Regions from separate parts of the Homo sapiens genome. Here region 1 is linked to region 2. The links are chromatin loops, found by intact Hi-C in ENCODE. Cell type or tissue: endothelial cell of umbilical vein. All regions are shown on one strand. Each heading gives the region's core, and the rest is flanking DNA. Links, peaks and the distances in the headings are about the cores only. Region 1 overlaps ITGB3 (integrin subunit beta 3). Region 2 has its middle 14 kb from the start of ITGB3.

Evidence for each region. A loop is a pair of places that touch in the nucleus more often than their neighbours do. Peaks named below come from ENCODE experiments on the same cell type or tissue, not always from the same donor. Only the 100,000 strongest peaks of a DNase experiment are listed, where the experiment ranks them.
Region 1: it touches region 2 in a loop (4-fold over the local background); 26 of 110 quality-filtered maps call a loop at or near these places.

What each region holds. Positions count from the first base shown.
Region 1 is chr17:47,289,330-47,297,660 of GRCh38, forward strand. It overlaps ITGB3 (integrin subunit beta 3), which reads left to right. Exons shown (of 15, transcript NM_000212.3): 7 at 352-447; 8 at 856-945; 9 at 1,625-1,759; 10 at 2,810-3,239. Among named protein-coding and RNA genes, the nearest start is that of EFCAB13-DT, 30 kb to the right of the region's middle. RefSeq lists enhancers at 1,833-2,819, 3,058-3,558. In endothelial cell of umbilical vein, for the core only: no CTCF peak of the experiment used is centred there; a DNase peak (open chromatin) is centred at 5,122; H3K27ac peaks cover 1,451 bases.
Region 2 is chr17:47,235,507-47,243,837 of GRCh38, forward strand. No RefSeq gene overlaps it. Among named protein-coding and RNA genes, the nearest start is that of ITGB3, 14 kb to the right of the region's middle. RefSeq lists enhancers at 1,794-2,730, 2,731-3,667. In endothelial cell of umbilical vein, for the core only: no CTCF peak of the experiment used is centred there; a DNase peak (open chromatin) is centred at 4,685; H3K27ac peaks cover 2,449 bases.

The DNA of each region.
Region 1 (8,331 bases), core at 307-8,306, 54 kb after region 2:
CCCTTTTTTTTTTAGAGACAGAGTCTTGCTCTGCTGCCCAGGCTGGAGTGCAGTGGTGCAATCATAGCTCACTGTAACCTCCAACTCCTGGGCTGAAGTGATCCTGCCTCAGCCTCCCCAGTAGCTAGGACTATAGGCACTTACCACCACATCTGGCAAATAAAAAAAATTTTTTTGTAGAGATGGGGTCTTGCTATGTTGCCCAGGCTCTTGTCTCACTTTCAGCATGAAGTGAAATGGTTTAAGCACCACCACACTCTGAGCCACAGCCCAAGCAAGATAAGTTCTAAGCTTTAGACCCTAGAGATGTACATGAGACGTCATTAACCTCTACATCCTTCATTTTCCTAGGATTATCCCTCTTTGGGGCTGATGACTGAGAAGCTATCCCAGAAAAACATCAATTTGATCTTTGCAGTGACTGAAAATGTAGTCAATCTCTATCAGGTGACTGTGCCTTCGGGCTTCCTGGAGTGGGCCCTGTGATGGTGGGTGCCCCAGGTAGCCAGCCTGTGCTAGCATTGGATACAGTCCCCAATCAGGAAAGAGTCTCCCCTAATCCACTCCCCAGGAGCTAAAGATTGCACTCTGGGCCTTTTTCCTGCAATCTTGAACTTACTAGGTATGTGTTGGTGTTTGTGGTGGTGGAGGGGAGGTGGTGAGGGGTGTGAGAGGTTTCCTCTACTTTTGCTCAGGGCTGAAAAACTGCTAGATATATTCCTGGCAGTGACAATTGAAATATCCCGTACCTTCCTCCAATCTTCATCTCAGGACTCTCAGTGGGATTTGGGGAGGGCTTTTGGAGACCACCAGCTTCCTTTGGTAAGCTCTGGACATCTTTGTTTTCCTTTCTAGAACTATAGTGAGCTCATCCCAGGGACCACAGTTGGGGTTCTGTCCATGGATTCCAGCAATGTCCTCCAGCTCATTGTTGATGCTTATGGGGTAAGTGTCTTGTGCTGGGAATAGTCCCGCGGAGAGTCCACCTCATTTGGCTTACACAGCAGGGCTCAGATTTGTGAGTCCCAGTTGCCAGTCTACCACACGGTCTTACTGCCTTCTCCGTGTGCTCCCAGAGCCCAGGCAATGGCCCGCTCTAGAAGGGATGCAGCCTTCTGAGAAGGAAGGAAGGAAGGAAGGAAGAGAGAAAGAAGGAAAGAAGATGGGGATGGGGATGGTGATTAGATGGAGAAGGAGCAGAGCCCTGGAATTGTGGGGGCAGAGTGAGGGAAAACTGGGCTCCAATAACAGGGAAAAGAGAGAGCTGAGACATGGGGAAGGTGAGGTTGATGAAACATTAGGTAGAAAATGCCACTTTCCAAGGTGACCAGTATTGGCACTCCCCTTTTGCAACATCTGTGAGGCCTGCAGGAGGGTGTAGCTGGTACATTTTACCCAGACTCACCTAGACGCAAGTGGAGATGGAAAGAGGGAGCAGGTTCCTGCGCAGGAAACAGAGTCCTAGGGGTGCTCCGGCAGCTTCCAGGTCAAACCTTGGCCTCTGGCACTGCTGGGGTGAGTCCAGAGCTACTTGCCAGATTTGGCTTGGGATGGAACTGGCTCTTGCCATTTCCCGTTTCCTTTCAGTTCAATTTCTTGTCTTCTTGTGCCCCTTTCTGCTCAGAAAATCCGTTCTAAAGTAGAGCTGGAAGTGCGTGACCTCCCTGAAGAGTTGTCTCTATCCTTCAATGCCACCTGCCTCAACAATGAGGTCATCCCTGGCCTCAAGTCTTGTATGGGACTCAAGATTGGAGACACGGTGAGGTGGGCTGGGCAGGGCCTTTGTCCTGGAGCATCTGTGGGCACCCAACCCCCTTTCTTCCTTTTGTAGTGACTAAAAATGGCCCCCTTCCACCAGAAAAAAAATATGGGCAAGAAAAATACGTTTCCTGAAAGTCATTCTAAGTTAGATGTAATGGATCCACCAATCTTTTCCTCTGAGGCTTCTGTTGCGTAAGCCATTTCTGTTACGTGAACTTCACTCTCAGGAATTTGAAAAACTTACAATTTGGTTACCTTTGTTTGTGTATGCACAGTTGATTGCAAAGGAAAATATTTCTTTACCTTCAGTCCCTCACCAGTCGCCAGCCTTTCCAAGGTAATTAATACCTTTCTTTTGTAAAACGACACAAGAAAGTAAAATCTAAAATGTAAAACACTCCAGTCTCTCCACGACTTTCCTTATTGGTCGTTTCTCCTCCGCTTCTGCCTAAGGGGAGAGGGGTTGGTGGGAGGGGAGGAAGGAGGGGAAGAAAATAGATCTTTGGATACGCTGATCCTTTCTATTGACCTATCTGTCTCTCAGGCACTTGTGCAAACATCCCATGTTAGAAATATTGTCCTGAAACATGCTTTATTGCATAAGCTATGAAATGTGTGGGAACTGAAGTAGATCCTGAGCTTATGATTGACCACCATGTGGGATTGTGTGGTGCAAAATAGTGCTTTGTGCATCTTGCTGATAATTATAATCAGGCCAAAGCAGGGTGTTTATATGATCACAGGTTCTGTTCAGTTTGAGCTGGTCTATTTCATATGTGGAGTGAAAAAACAGCCTTTTATTATTTATTGACTGTAAACCATGTCTCTGCATCCAGCTAGATATGTCACAACGATACTATTCCCGTGCTTGTGTTTTTGCTTTGCAGACCTTCATATAGGGAAGGCTGAGGAACTCCAGATTGCAAAAGCATAAGACACCCAATTTGGGTATTCCTTGGCAGGGCAGGGAACAACTTTTTTTTTCCTCCAGAGCTGGAGTGTTAACTGGGCCCAACTGTGTCTAAATACAATCTTTCTTTCCATCCAGGTGAGCTTCAGCATTGAGGCCAAGGTGCGAGGCTGTCCCCAGGAGAAGGAGAAGTCCTTTACCATAAAGCCCGTGGGCTTCAAGGACAGCCTGATCGTCCAGGTCACCTTTGATTGTGACTGTGCCTGCCAGGCCCAAGCTGAACCTAATAGCCATCGCTGCAACAATGGCAATGGGACCTTTGAGTGTGGGGTATGCCGTTGTGGGCCTGGCTGGCTGGGATCCCAGTGTGAGTGCTCAGAGGAGGACTATCGCCCTTCCCAGCAGGACGAATGCAGCCCCCGGGAGGGTCAGCCCGTCTGCAGCCAGCGGGGCGAGTGCCTCTGTGGTCAATGTGTCTGCCACAGCAGTGACTTTGGCAAGATCACGGGCAAGTACTGCGAGTGTGACGACTTCTCCTGTGTCCGCTACAAGGGGGAGATGTGCTCAGGTGAGGAGAACTGCAGGGCCCCCTGTCCTGGAACCCACACCCCCTCATATACCTGCAACCACTGGAAACATAGGTGAAGGCCTGAGATGGGTCTTTGCAGGCAGAGGTGTAAGTCAGTGGTTCCTAATCTTTTTGAGTATAAGGACCAATCCCCTTTTCACGTTAAAAAAAAAAGTTACTGATAGATGGCAATTAAATTTTTAGCATTTATAGACTTAGAAAACACATGTCAGAATATGTAGTAAGGTTAGTAATAATTTTACATGAGTTTATCTTTGTATCACAAGAGACCGGGAAAAGAGTAGTATATATGCAAGACATTGGAGTGTGCTTGAACAATGTCTGGAAAATGGTGTAATGCTCTTGTTAATGTTAGCACTATTTTGTTAATCACTGTTACTACTATTGGTGCTACTGTTATTTTTTGGATTCTAGATCTTTGCTATCCAATATGGTAGGCTTTAGCCACATGTGGCTATTTAAATTAACCAAAATTGAAAAATTAAAAATTCAGTTCTTCAGCTCATCAGTGGCCACATGTAGCTAGTGGCTGCTATATTGGACAGATCTAGAACATTTCAACGTGATAGAAAGTTCTCTTGGATAGCACTGCCACAGAGAGTCCCTGCTGACAGATTGGGGATTATAATTTTAAGTCCTTCTACTCAGCAGGGTACTGAGTTGTCCTTCTCATTGCAAAATTCAGTAAAATCTTGAGGCCCACTGATAATCTCAAACTAGTTTCTCCTTGCCCCAAGAACCACTCCTGGGGTACTTTCCCAGCTAGAAGTTGAACTAATGTTAATGTAGTCTTTATCCGCAGACATGTTGGCAACACTCTCAGAGGGCAAATAGTCTTGAGTTGTTCCTGGGGCACTGAGGATGGGTTTTTACTGGGCCATAATCACTGTGGCTTAATCCCTCTTGCGACAGACACAAGTTGGTTGGGACTGGGTTACGGGTGTATTGTGTGGCCAAACAGAGAGATTATAATTGTTTTCTGGGGATGACCCTTGACTCAGATTGGCTTCATTGGCATTGGGGTTCTTTTTTTTTTTTGAGACGGAGTCTTGCTCTATCGCCAGGCTGGAGTGCAGTGGTGCGATATTGGCTCACTGCAACCTCTGCCTCCCAGTTCAAGCAATTCTCCTGCCTCAGCCTCCCGAGTAGTTGGGACTATAGGCATGCGCCACGATGCCCAGCTAATTTTGGTATTTTTAGTAGAGATGGAGTTTCACCACATTGGCCAGGATGGTCTCGATCTCTTGACCTCGTGATCCTCCCACCTCGGCCTCCCAAAGTGCTGGGATTACAGGCATGAGCCACTGCGCCCAGCCAGCATTGGGGCTCTAATCAGTTGAGCTAATCCATGCAGATACTCACTTCGATACTGATATTAACCTTTAAAAAAGCTCACTTAGAAAGGTCGATCTGTGTCTTTCTAAAGCATGTCAGTAACATAAAAATGACTGCTTTTTTTATTATCTACGACATTGTTTCCTTTACTCATGCTGTCAAAATTTTAGAGAGAGTTTGGAAGGAAGTGTTATCAGAATGATTAGGGGAGAGCAAGAGATCAGATACACACAGATGAAAGCACAAACAGCAACCATTTGAATTAGGGGGTGAGGCAGGAGTTTCACTTCATTTTACTATTTAAAGTATTTATATCTAATTCAAAGTACCAAAGGAAATGGGTAAATTTGAAGTGGGAGACCCCTGGGAAGAAGGTTGGGGACTGAGGGAGAGAGGGTGGTCCCAGGAGAGGAGTACGGCTGGACCACGGGGGCACCCCCAGTCCTCCTCCATGGCCTGATGGTTCCTGGTCTGGTGTGAGGCACTGCGGCAGGATCCCAGCCAGAGCATGTTTCTTTTGGCTGCTGCCCCACTAAAGCCACAAAACAAAGCTGACTGGGTCAGAAGCCCCAGTTCCTGCCTCTCACCAGTGCAAGAACAGCTCCTCCTCAGTGCATTCCAGTCTAATCCATGAGGGAACCAGGGCAGCCATTGCCGCCTCCCTCTACCATGTCTTGCTAGGGTGTCAGGTGCCCACCCAGCCTCAGGTCTAGACCCTGTGGTGCCATCATCACATCCTCCAGTGACAGATACTCAGGGGCGCACATCATTGAGCACTTGCTCTGTGCCATCATTTGGTCCATATGAGTGAACAAGGGGTCATGCATGATCCCTGACCTCTCCAAGCTTAAAGCCCCACTCACCATTGCCCCTTGCCAGAGCTGCTGGCTCTATGCTTCATTCTTTGCTATAAGCAGGGGCTCAGGAGGCAGGTGTTCTGTGACTCGGCCATTTCCCTAGCCCATGGCCTGTAAGCATGGCGGCTGGTTCCCTGGCCATCCCCGTTGTCCCCTCCCTACTTTGGGCCTGGTCTTCATGGTTGCTCATGATCAACATTCCTGCCTCAAACATCAAGAAGTGCATCATCCTCAAGGGAGTTTTCCACTTGCCACAGCCACAGATCAGTCAGGCAGCTTCTGTGAGCCAGATTCTGTGCTGTTGTGGAGTAGGATAGAGAGGCGTGAATAAGACAGTTAACCAAGGATAATTCCCAACATGAGGTTGAATCTGACAGATCCAGGAAGTGTGGAGTGCTCAGGGAATGTTATAGGAGTCCACTGGAGCGAGACTTGACTGGGGACAGGGTAGGCCTGGGTGGCTTCATGGAGGAGGTGGGATGTCTGACAGATCTCAGAGGAGGGGCAGGCTCAGGACAGACAGGAGTGGAGCGAGCATCAGCCCAGAAGGTCTAGCTGTGGGGCTCGTGTTCCCAATGACCTTAAGCACCCGTTCCTCCCTCCCTTTTCTGGCTCCCCTCCCTTTCTCCTCTTCCACTCTTCATTTCTTACTTTACTCCTCTGACTTTCCGATGAACCCGGACTCAGCCTCCCTTTTGCTGGAAGGGTGCCAGTCCTGTGACATTACCACACTGTGGCTACCTTTTAAGGGCTAACCCTACCAAGGCTTGGGGTCAGCCTGCTGGCTCTGACCTGTCACTTCCACTCCCAACCTCACTCCCTGGCTGGCCCATCTTGTCAAAGATCACTTTGTTTAGCCTCACAAAGGAAACACTATGGGACAAGAGTTTCTGAGGAGGCGGAGGCCTCTGAGTGCTGCCAGGCCCCTGTGGTGTCGGTCTTTCCCATCCAGGAGCCGTGGCCAAATGCAGGGTGTAGTGAAAGGCCGGGGGGCGGGTGGGGGGGCAGCTCTGCTGGCTGGCGCACTCCTCCCCCAGCTGCTGTGAGGTTGGCCGATAGCAGCTCACAGCTGCCCCTTCTGTGAAGAACTGCCCTCGGCTGACAGGAGCTGTCTTGCCCCTAGATGTTGGCCAATGACTGATGGAGAAGGGGTTACTCAAGGCTAGACTCTTCGCCTCAGGGTGGGCCTGGCTTTGTGGTGCCATTCACGTAGGATCAGGCTGGAGGGCATCTGGCTGAGACCACATTCCTGCCAGCTCTGCCTCTTGCCATGTCCTGTTTCCCTCCCTCCTCTCTACATCCTCAGCGAGTCCCTTAAATAAGATCCTCATCCAAGCTGTACTTCTAGGGAACCTAGCCTCGGGACACAGCCTTTCTGCTTTCCCCACCCTTCTGGCAGCCCAACATCTCTACTTTCCAGATATACTTGGCAGCTGGGGCAGCTTGGGTTATGTCCGCCATCCTTCCTGGGAAGCAGACATTTCTTTCCATGCCCAGCCCATAGTGCAGTGGCATGATCATGGCTCACTGCAGCCTTGAACTCCTGGGCTCAAGTGATCCTTCTGCCTTAGTCTCCGAAGTAGCTAGGACTACAGGCTCTTGCCATCATGCCCGGATAATTTTTTAAAAATTTGTAGAGACGGGATCTCGCTATGTTGCCCAGGCTAGTCTTGAACTCCTGGGCTCAAGTGATCAATCTGCCTCGGCCTCCCAGAGTGTTGAGGTTACAGGCATGAGCCACCATGCTTGGCCTTTGAAGGTTTTTAAGCAGGTGAGTTACATGATCAAGTTGACTCATACTTTAAAACGGTGGTTCTCAACTGGGAGGAAGGAGCTATTTTGTCTCCCAGGGCACATTTGGCAATGTCTGGTGATATTTTTGATTGTTATAACTGGAAAGGTGCTACTGATGTCTAGAGGGTGGAGCTCAAGGATGCTGCTAAACATCCTAATGTACAGGACAGTCCTCCCCAACAAAAAATTATCTGGCCCCAAATATTGAAAAGTACCAAGGTTGAGAAATCACATTTTACAAAGAGAATCCTGGCCACAGAGGAATTGACAATCACCTGGAGAAGGGGAGATGACTTACTTATCTAGAGACAGGACCAGGCTGAGGACAGGGCATGGAAATATCTACAGTGAGGCCCATCCACCCTTCGCTTAAATAGTTCAGAACATTTGACTCCTAAAATGTTCCTTCCTTGAAATTTCTCATTGAGATCAAGCCTAGTTACTGGACTTTCCATAACTTCTTTCTTACTACTTTGGTCTCTTTTCTTCCTCCACTGGTCAATTTGAAGAATATTCCATTAAAACTGGCTCCATCTTCTGTTGGTTAAGGCCATTTTCTCTGTAAGTTAGAGACATCTTCTGGAAAGACCATATTAGTATAAATAGGGAAAAGCATTGCTTATGACACTGCATAGAGGCTAAGCACTTGGGATCTGAAGTCACAGTGACTTCAGTTTGAGTCCTGACCCTGCCATTTACAAGGCATATGGCCTTGGGAAAGTTACTTAACCTCTCTGACCTCAAAGGGTTGTTATAACAAATGAAAAGGATAACATACTAAAGAACTTGCGGCTGGGCATGGTGGACCAGCTGGCCGGGCCTGTAGTCACAGCTCTTTCGGAGGGCAAGGCACATGGATCACCTGAGGTCAGGAGTTCAAGGTCAGGCTGGCCAACATGGTGAGACCCCATCTCTACTAAAAATACAAACATTAGCCGGGCATGGTGGTGCATGCCTGTAGTCCTGGCTACTTGGGAGGCTGAGGCAGGAGAATCGCTTGAACACGGGAGGTGGGGGTTTACAGTGAGTCAAGATGGCACCACTGCACTCCAGCCTGGGTGACAGTGAGACTCTCAAAAAAAAAA
Region 2 (8,331 bases), core at 134-8,133:
GGAGAGAGAAATACTGCTCATAATAGTAAGAGCACCTCCCTCTTCTGCATACTTCCCCTGTGCTTATGCTGTTTCAAGTGCTTTGTGTACATTATTCATTTACCCTTCCCAGAGATTCCTCATGAGGTAGGTGTGGTTATCCCCATTCTACAGATGAGAAAACTGAGGCTTCTGGAGGTTAAGTAACTCTCACCAGGGCACTCAGTGAGTGGGTGGAAGCTTCAGGAATCAGGCCCACATCAGCTCGCTGCCTGTGTTCTTAGCGCCATGCCTTATTGCCCTTTGCTTTCCTTGGCCCCACCCCAATTTTCTCTACCCAATGCCGTGAAGTAGGAAACAAAAACTACCTGGTTGTCCCTCACCACCAGTCAAACTTTTCACCTTGTCAAGTCACTTTCTCCTCCTGGGCTTCAGTTTCCTTTTGCAGTATAGGAGACAAAGGTGCTCTGGGATCCCTTCCAGCTCTTTTTCTCCCCTCTTCTCCAGCTTTGGTTACTCAGCCATCATGTACCATTTTGGCCACCAAATAACATGACACTAGGAATACTCAAAGAAGTGTAGAGCAAAGCATTCAGGCCTTGGTACAAACCTGCTAGCAGGTAAATAAATAAATAAATAAATAAATAAATCCGACCAACACTTAACAAAATTAGGGCAGAAATACTGAAATGATTTAGAGTACAGAAATGATCAGAGACTAGAGGTGAGTTAGGGACACTTCCCAGGGATTAAGAGCCAAAGAGACCTTAAATTAAAGGAAATGAGGAATGCTGCTTGCGGCTCCAGTTGGGAAGGTGGAATGAGGGGATGTGTCCTGGTGACCCTGTCCCCTGGTCCTTTCTTTGTGGCATCTGGTTGCAATGAGTCTTGTGGGTTGTGGGAGAAGAGATGGAGTGGGTAGGGAGTAGCAGGAGAGACAGTAAGTCACTTGTGTCATGTGATTTGTAACTCAGGTATACCTATTACTAAATTTCTTTTTTCCGTGAATGGGACTCAGATTATTTGGACTTGGTAGTGTTATTGGATCTTTGGAGTGTTGCTTTTCTGGTGGGAAACGTCTGTGGCCAACAGCGCCTTTGCCCAAGTTTTGCTCAGGCCTACTGGGCTTGTTCCACCCACTCGGCCTGGCAGGCCATGCTCCGCTCACATTATCGGCCTGAATCCCATGCCTTCAAGGGAGACTGCAAGTCAGACATGGAGTGGTAAGGGGTGCATGAGTGAGCATGGGGTCTAGCCACTGTGCGCAGTTGGACATGCCGGCTGCTGCCACAGGGTGGGCAGCTCCAGGTGGTAACATGGGTGCCAGCTCTCTGTGAGGCTGCTGCTGGACTGGGTGCACAAATAGCTTCCCTGGCTGGCAGTGGGGAATGCAGTGGCACCCAGAAGCTTGGAGATGCCAGGAACTGCAGGGCCCCAAAGAGGGAGTCACAGCCCTGGCTTGGGGAGCTCCCAGGTCTGAGATTCCTAAAGGGCCACAGATTTTCTCTCCTCTTTGCCCCCAATGGGGCAAGCAAGCGGCATGTTTCAGCACTGTTTGTGTTACAGCTCTTTTAGCCTTGCCATTTGGCAGGTCCTAAGTTATTGCCCTGCAACCAGGAAGAATGAGTACATAGACAAGTGGAGGGTGAGCAAGATGAAGAGGAGCTTTATGGAGCAACAGAACAGCTCAGAGGAGACCTGTAGTGAGCGGCTCCTCTCCATAGCCAGGGTGTCCCAATAAGTGTTCAGCTCTCAGCAGAGAGGGTAGCTCCTCTCTGCAGCTGGTCATCTCCTCAGCTCTCAGCAGACAGGAGACCCTGGGGTGGGCAGCTCCTCTGGGGAGGGCAGCTCCTCTCTGCAGCTGGTCATCACCTCCCTGGCTGTCATGCTTTCCCTCCTCTGCTCAGTCTGGCTGAGTCCAGGGTTTTTATGGGCTTCATAAGGGAGGAAGTGCATGCTGATTTGTCCATAGGTGGCTATGGGCAGGGTTCAGAGAAAAGCACTTCAGGTTCCCTCTCTGGTCTTGGACTGGCAGCTGCCCCCCACCCTGCCACTCCCTTGAAAGTGGAGCTTCACTGGGGACCCTCCCTCTTCCACCCAGGAGCCTGTCTGCCTCCTGTCCACTTCATGGTGCCCAGGCTGTTCAGTCAGCAGGCCAGCTCCGGGCTGTCCTCAGCACTCCCCTCAGCCTCCTTCCTGTGCTTGTTGGCACCCACAGTCCAGAGGGGACCAAGGCAGCAGGGGCCTGGTGTGTCAGCACTGCCTCAAGTGTGTGCATCCCAGGCAGGGCTGTGACAGTGCCCAGGCTAGGCCCTGGCCTTGCTCTGAGATCAGAGTGGGTGCCAACAGTGGGGAGAAGCCAGGCAGCGGGAGTAGGCACCCCCGAGCTTGCAGGGGGTAGAGGGACCTTCCTGGGCTCCCAAGAGTGCAGAAATGCCTGATTCCACAGGGCAGGGTGGCTGCAGCAGCACCTGGGGAGTTCCCACCCACCAACTTGGAAGGGGTGGGGCTTCTGCTAGTCCCTGGCTCCTGCTGGCTCTGTGGAGCGAGCGGCCCTGGCGGTGCCTCCTCACAGTCTGGAGTGAGGTCTTCAAGTTTTCACTGGGCCTGGGCCTGGGCCAGGCATCTGGTGTAAGGGTGTCATTGTCATGAGTTACCATGGCCCCAATGCTCAGGGATGGCCCAGGGCTCTCCCCCGCCCTGTCAGACCCTGCCCAGGGGTGCCTCCAGGAGTGACTTCGAGAGTGGATTGTAGGTCCTGAGCCCGGCCATCAGGAGTGTCAGGCTCGGTGGTCACCCTGATGTAGGGCAGATCCTGGGGATGCAGCCCCGGCAACCCTGCGCAGAGCCTCCTCTTGAGGCACAGGAACCCCTGCTCTCAGTGGGTTGGGCACGTGGCCGTACTGCTGGCTGGGTCTCTAAGCAGGGGCCGCTCCCGCTTTCCACCCCCGGTCCCCTAAGCACGGCCCCAGCTCTGCGCCCCAGGCCCCTCTCTGCACACCTCTCTGTGCCCAACTGCATTGTTCCCCTGCAGGCTGGTGACTGGGCCTGGCCCCATTGCGGTGGCCCCCAGGGCGGCGGGCTCTGGGGCAGCTCCCTGGGCTGGGCTCTGGGGACTGTCATCCTCCTCCCCACACCCTCCCCGCAGCCGCGGTGGGCAAGAGTGGCGACATGGGGGCAGGGTCAAAAGTGATGGAGGCTCCAGGCCTGGGGGTGGGTCCCACCCACGCCGTGTGATGGTGAGGGCGGTGCAGTCGGCTGCCTCGGGATGCAGGGCACATGGGACGTGGGGCGCAGGGGTCCCACCGCCGCCACTGCCACTCCCACAGCTGCTCCTGTCGCCACTGCTGGCTCCTCCCTGCTGCAGCTGGTGTGATGGTAAGCCCCTGCTTCGGATGGCCCGCTGCTGCCATCAGTAAGGATAGTCTTGCTACAAAATCACTCATATTTTTATGGTTTTTTTTTTAATTTTTAATTTTAGAGGCGAGGATTCGAACCTCTGAGTTCATGCCATCCTCCCATCTTAGCCTCCTGAGTAGCACATGCCACTGTGCCTGGCTAGCTCATATTTTTAAGGTACTTTTTTCCCCGTCTGTCTTGATGAAAAAATACAACTTAAAAAGTTGGCACAGATAAACAGAGCTGGGGCTTATATCTTATAACCTATGTAATTAATATCATAGCCAAACCTTCACATGCTTCCTTCCCATCCTCTGCCATATTACAATTAGATTTTGAGGGACTTTGGGAGTTCTATCCCCCTACCTTGAAGGGTATCCATGGTCACCTGCCACAGTGCCCCAAATATCCATTATTAATTACTTTTTGGGGGTGTAGGCATTGAAGGCTTCTGGGTATGGCTTGACTATTGAGTGTTTGGCCTCTGAAGCCAGAATGCCAGAGTTTAGAACTGGAGACTCCTCTTCCTTTCTGCACCTTGGCATCCTTCTCTCTAAAATGGGGATGAAAACAACACCCACCTCATTAAGGGATGTTGTGAGGATGTTACAAGGTAATATGTATGAGGCATTTATTAGAATAACACCTGGCCCAAAATGAGCCCTCAATAAATGTCAGATGTAAAGTTATCAACATTCTTGTCCTCTTAGCTTAAATCTTATTCAGTGCATTGCCTAGTAGAATTCTGAGGCACAACGAGTCCATTTTATGACCTGAGCAAAGGAAAGCGTTAGGAAACAGGGCATTCATTAACTAGAATGGTCTTAGGCTGAAAGTTTTACCATGTACAGAATCCTCTGAGCATTTAAGGGATCGGTGTGCAGGCAAAGAGTTCCTAGGGAAGGACCAAAGAATCAGGGTGAGGCAGACAGAGGATGGCGGTTGAGAGTAACTGCCCAGGGACGGGGAACACAGCCCTTGGGGTAGGCACAGGTATCTGAGTCCCTGAAGCGAGGAGAATGGAGCCAGAGGGGTGGAGAGGAGAGGGAGGAGGCAGGACCAGAGAGGCAGAGGAGCGCTCCTGCCAGGGGTCCTGTGCAGTGAAGGAGGTGAGGCCTCACGGCTGCTTCCTCAGGCCTCATGGCTTCCAGGCAGGTCTTACTGGGTTGGAAACACATAGGGCCATGGGGGAAGTGAGACATGCTTGCTAATCATACTTCCAGCTCACAGTCATCTCTCTGTTTGTCATCCTTTCAAGGAAAAGCTGTATCCCAAGGGCCCTCTGTTTAGCTCAGACCTTGGCCCAATGCCCAGGTTTTTCTGGTGCCACTATCATATCTCAGGATTCAGCCAGACATGGTTGGTAACTTCTTGTAATAGTCAAGACAGGAAGTGGTCAGGACCTGGAAATAGAGCAGCCCTTGGGGGTGGGTAGGACTGACCCAGCTCTGGGTGCCTCCTCAGGCTAGTGGCACAGAATTCCTGGACTTGGCCTGGGCTGCAGCGACGCTAGAGATAATGTCTTTATGGATTTCCCAATTTTATCTCAGACAATGGGAAATCTAGTAGTGTTTTATGACAAACAGGAATTTCTCCCATTATCATAGCAATGCTGACTTGAAACATTTGGGAGTGCCTGACATTCTATACCCACACTTACAGTAAGGGAGACAGTAGGTTGTAGGGTAAGCACTGAAGTCAGGCTGAACTTTTCTGAACCCCATCTTTGCCACTAACTCCCTGGTGCTCTTGAGCTAATTACCTCATCTCTCTGTGCCTCCATTTTTTCACTTGTAAAATCAGGATTTCCCCACGTATCTTACCGCAGACTAAAAAAAAGAAAAGTATGAAAGAATGCTTAGCATAGTATCTTGAACACACTAACCTCAAAATAAATGGCATCTAGTAAAATCATCATCATCATCATCATCACTGTCTCTTCGCCCACCAAGCTTCAGTTTGCACCTCTATAAAATGAGGATTGAGGGAAATAATCAATATTTGCAATATTTGTATAGAAGGTGGTATATGGTAGGTGTTCTCAAATTCTAGTTCCTTCCCATGGAGGAAAGCCAGACGCTGGGGAAGAGGACCTGGGTCAGCAGCTCATGTGCTGAGGGGAAGTGGGGTTGGGGGAAGGGAGGTCAGTCCCTGGCTGGAGTAGACCTGTGGAGTTAACCCCCTCTGCTGAGTAGAAATGTCGGGGACTGGACAATGGACTGGCACTGAATTCAGGCAGATTTGGGAGAACTGACTAGGTCCTGCTACTCCAGAGAAGCTGGTGAGTGGCAGGCTGGAGTAGTGAAAGCAGATAGCTGACAGTGTGGGTATTGGCTATAGCAAGGGCCTTCCTGAGTCCTCAGTGGCCCAAACTAGCCTCATGGTGTTCTAGATCCTAGGATTCCTCTGGAGCAATTGTTCTTTTTTTTTCTTATTATAGATATGTTTTTAAAAATTTCAATAGCTTTTGGAGTACAAGTGGTTTTTGATTATATGGATGAATTGTATAATGGTGAAGTCTGATATTTTACTGCACCCATCACCTGGGTAGTATATATTGTACCCAATATGTGTTTTTTTTATCCCTCAACCCCCTCAACCTTCCCCCTTCTGAGTCTCCAAAGTCCATTATACCACTCTGTTTGCCTTTGCATACCCATAGCTTAGCTCCCACTTATAAGTGAGAACATACAGTATTTGGTTTTCCACTCCTGAATTACTTCACTTAGAATGATGGCCTCCAGCTCCATCCAAGTTACTGCAAAATACATTATGTCCTTCCTTTTTATGGCTGAGTAGTATTCCATGATGTCTATATACCACATTTTCTTTTTTATTTTTGAGACCGACACTCGCTCTGTCGTCCAGGCTGGAGTGCAATGGTGCAATCTTGGCTCACTGCAACCTCTGCCTCCCAGGTTCAAGTGGTTCTCCTCCCTCAGCCTCCCGAGTAGTTGTGGTTACAGGTGTGCACCTCCATCCCCAGCTAACTTTTGTATTTTTAGTAGACACGGGGTTTCACCATGTTGGCCGGGCTGGTCTCGAACCCCTGATCTCAGGTGATCCACCCGCCTCGGCCTCCCAAAGTGCTGGGATTACAGGCATGAGCCACCATGCCCAACTACTACATTTTCTTTATCCACTCATCAGTTGATAGGTACTTAGGTTGATTCCGTATCTTTGCAGTTGTGAATTGTGCTGTGATAAACCTACGCATGCAGGTGTCTTTTTGATGCAATGACTTCTTTTCCTTTGGGTAGATACCCAGTAGTGAGATTGCTGGATGGAGTGGTAGATCTACTTTTAGTTCTTTAAGAAGGTGGAACAATTGTTGTTAACCCTAGAGGTCACAGACCCGTTTGAGAAGCTAGTGAAAACTAAGGAGCATTTCTATAGAAAAATGCATATCACACAAATGTTTGCATATTAGAGGGGCCTCACAGATCCCCAGGAACTCATCAAGGGACTTCAGGTGAAGAAACCTGGTGGACTTGTCCCAGCAGCACTAATTAAGCCCAAGGACTAGACACTAGATCCACCCGTGGGTTGGCACAGGGCACAGGACCTGATCCAGGAGCTGTCAGAGGATGCTCAGTTTGACTGGTAAAGACAGTACCCAGACAGTATGCAACCTCCTCCTGCCTCCATTCAGCCAACATTGTCCAGGGAGCTAGAGATGGGCAGCAACAATGAAAATCAGTAGGTATCCTGACTCGTAGGCAGAATGTGGGGGTAGATTAAACCAGCATAGATGAGTTGATCCTAAGAGGAAAAAATAGCTCTTATTTATTTGTTTATTTATTTACTTACTTACTTACTTTTAGAGATGGGGTTTCACCATGTTGTCCAGGCTGGTTTTAAACTCTTGGGCTCAAGGGATCCTCTCCTTGGCCTCCCACAATGCTCACACCTAAAATCTCCCACACAGGGATTATAGGTGTGAGTCACCATGCCCACCATTTATTGAATACTTATTACATGCTAATTACTGTGCTAAGTGGCTGAAGCAGTCCTCCCACCTCAGCCTCCCAAGTAGCTAGGACTACAGGTGTGTGCCAGTGCACCCAGCTAATTTTTAAACATTTCCGTAGAGATGAAGTCTTGCTTCGATTCTCAGGCTGGTCTTGAACTCCTGGGCTCAAGTGATCCTCCTGCCTCAGCCTCCCCAAGCACTGGGATTACAGGTATGAGCCATCATGTCCCTTCTAACTCTATTTCATAGATGAGGAAATGGAGGCTTAGGGCAGTCTAGTAACTTGCCAGGGTCCCTCAGCTAGGAAATGGAGGCTCTAGGATTCAAACCTGTCTTTTAAGAATACAAATAAGAAGGCTGGGCTCACAACTGTAATCCCAGCACTTTGGGAGGCAAAGGCGGGTGGATCACTTGAGGTCAGGAGTTCGAGACCAGCCTGGCCAACATGGTGAAACCCTGTCTCTACTAAAAATACAAACAAATTAGCCGGGTGTGGTGGTGGGTGCCTGTAATCCCAGCTACTCAGGAGGCTGAGGCAGGAGAATCGCTTGAACCCAGGAGGCAGAGGTTGCAGTGAGCCAAGATCGCACCATTGCACTCCAGCCTGGGTGACAAGAGCAAAACTCCAACTCAAAAAAAAAAAAAAAACCAAATAGGGAATGTCAGAGAGGGCTGAGAGAAATGTCTGGAGCCAGCTGCAAGTTTGAATTCACTGGAGCAGGGTCCCAAGGAGGGCGACGGGGGATTTAGAGGGATACTAGAACAGGAGCTTGGGGCCAGAAGCCAAGCAGTAGCTCCATTATTCCGGGGTTGGATGGGGAAGAGGCATGGATTGGTCTGAGATGGAGCATGGGCAGTGATGCCCTTTGTGGGCACAGAGCTTGAATCTAGGCTTGGCCAGGCAGTACCTTGTTTGCTGAGCTGGGATGGAAAGTCCTTGGCTTCACTTCACTTCTTTTCTTTTCTTTTCCTTTTCTTTT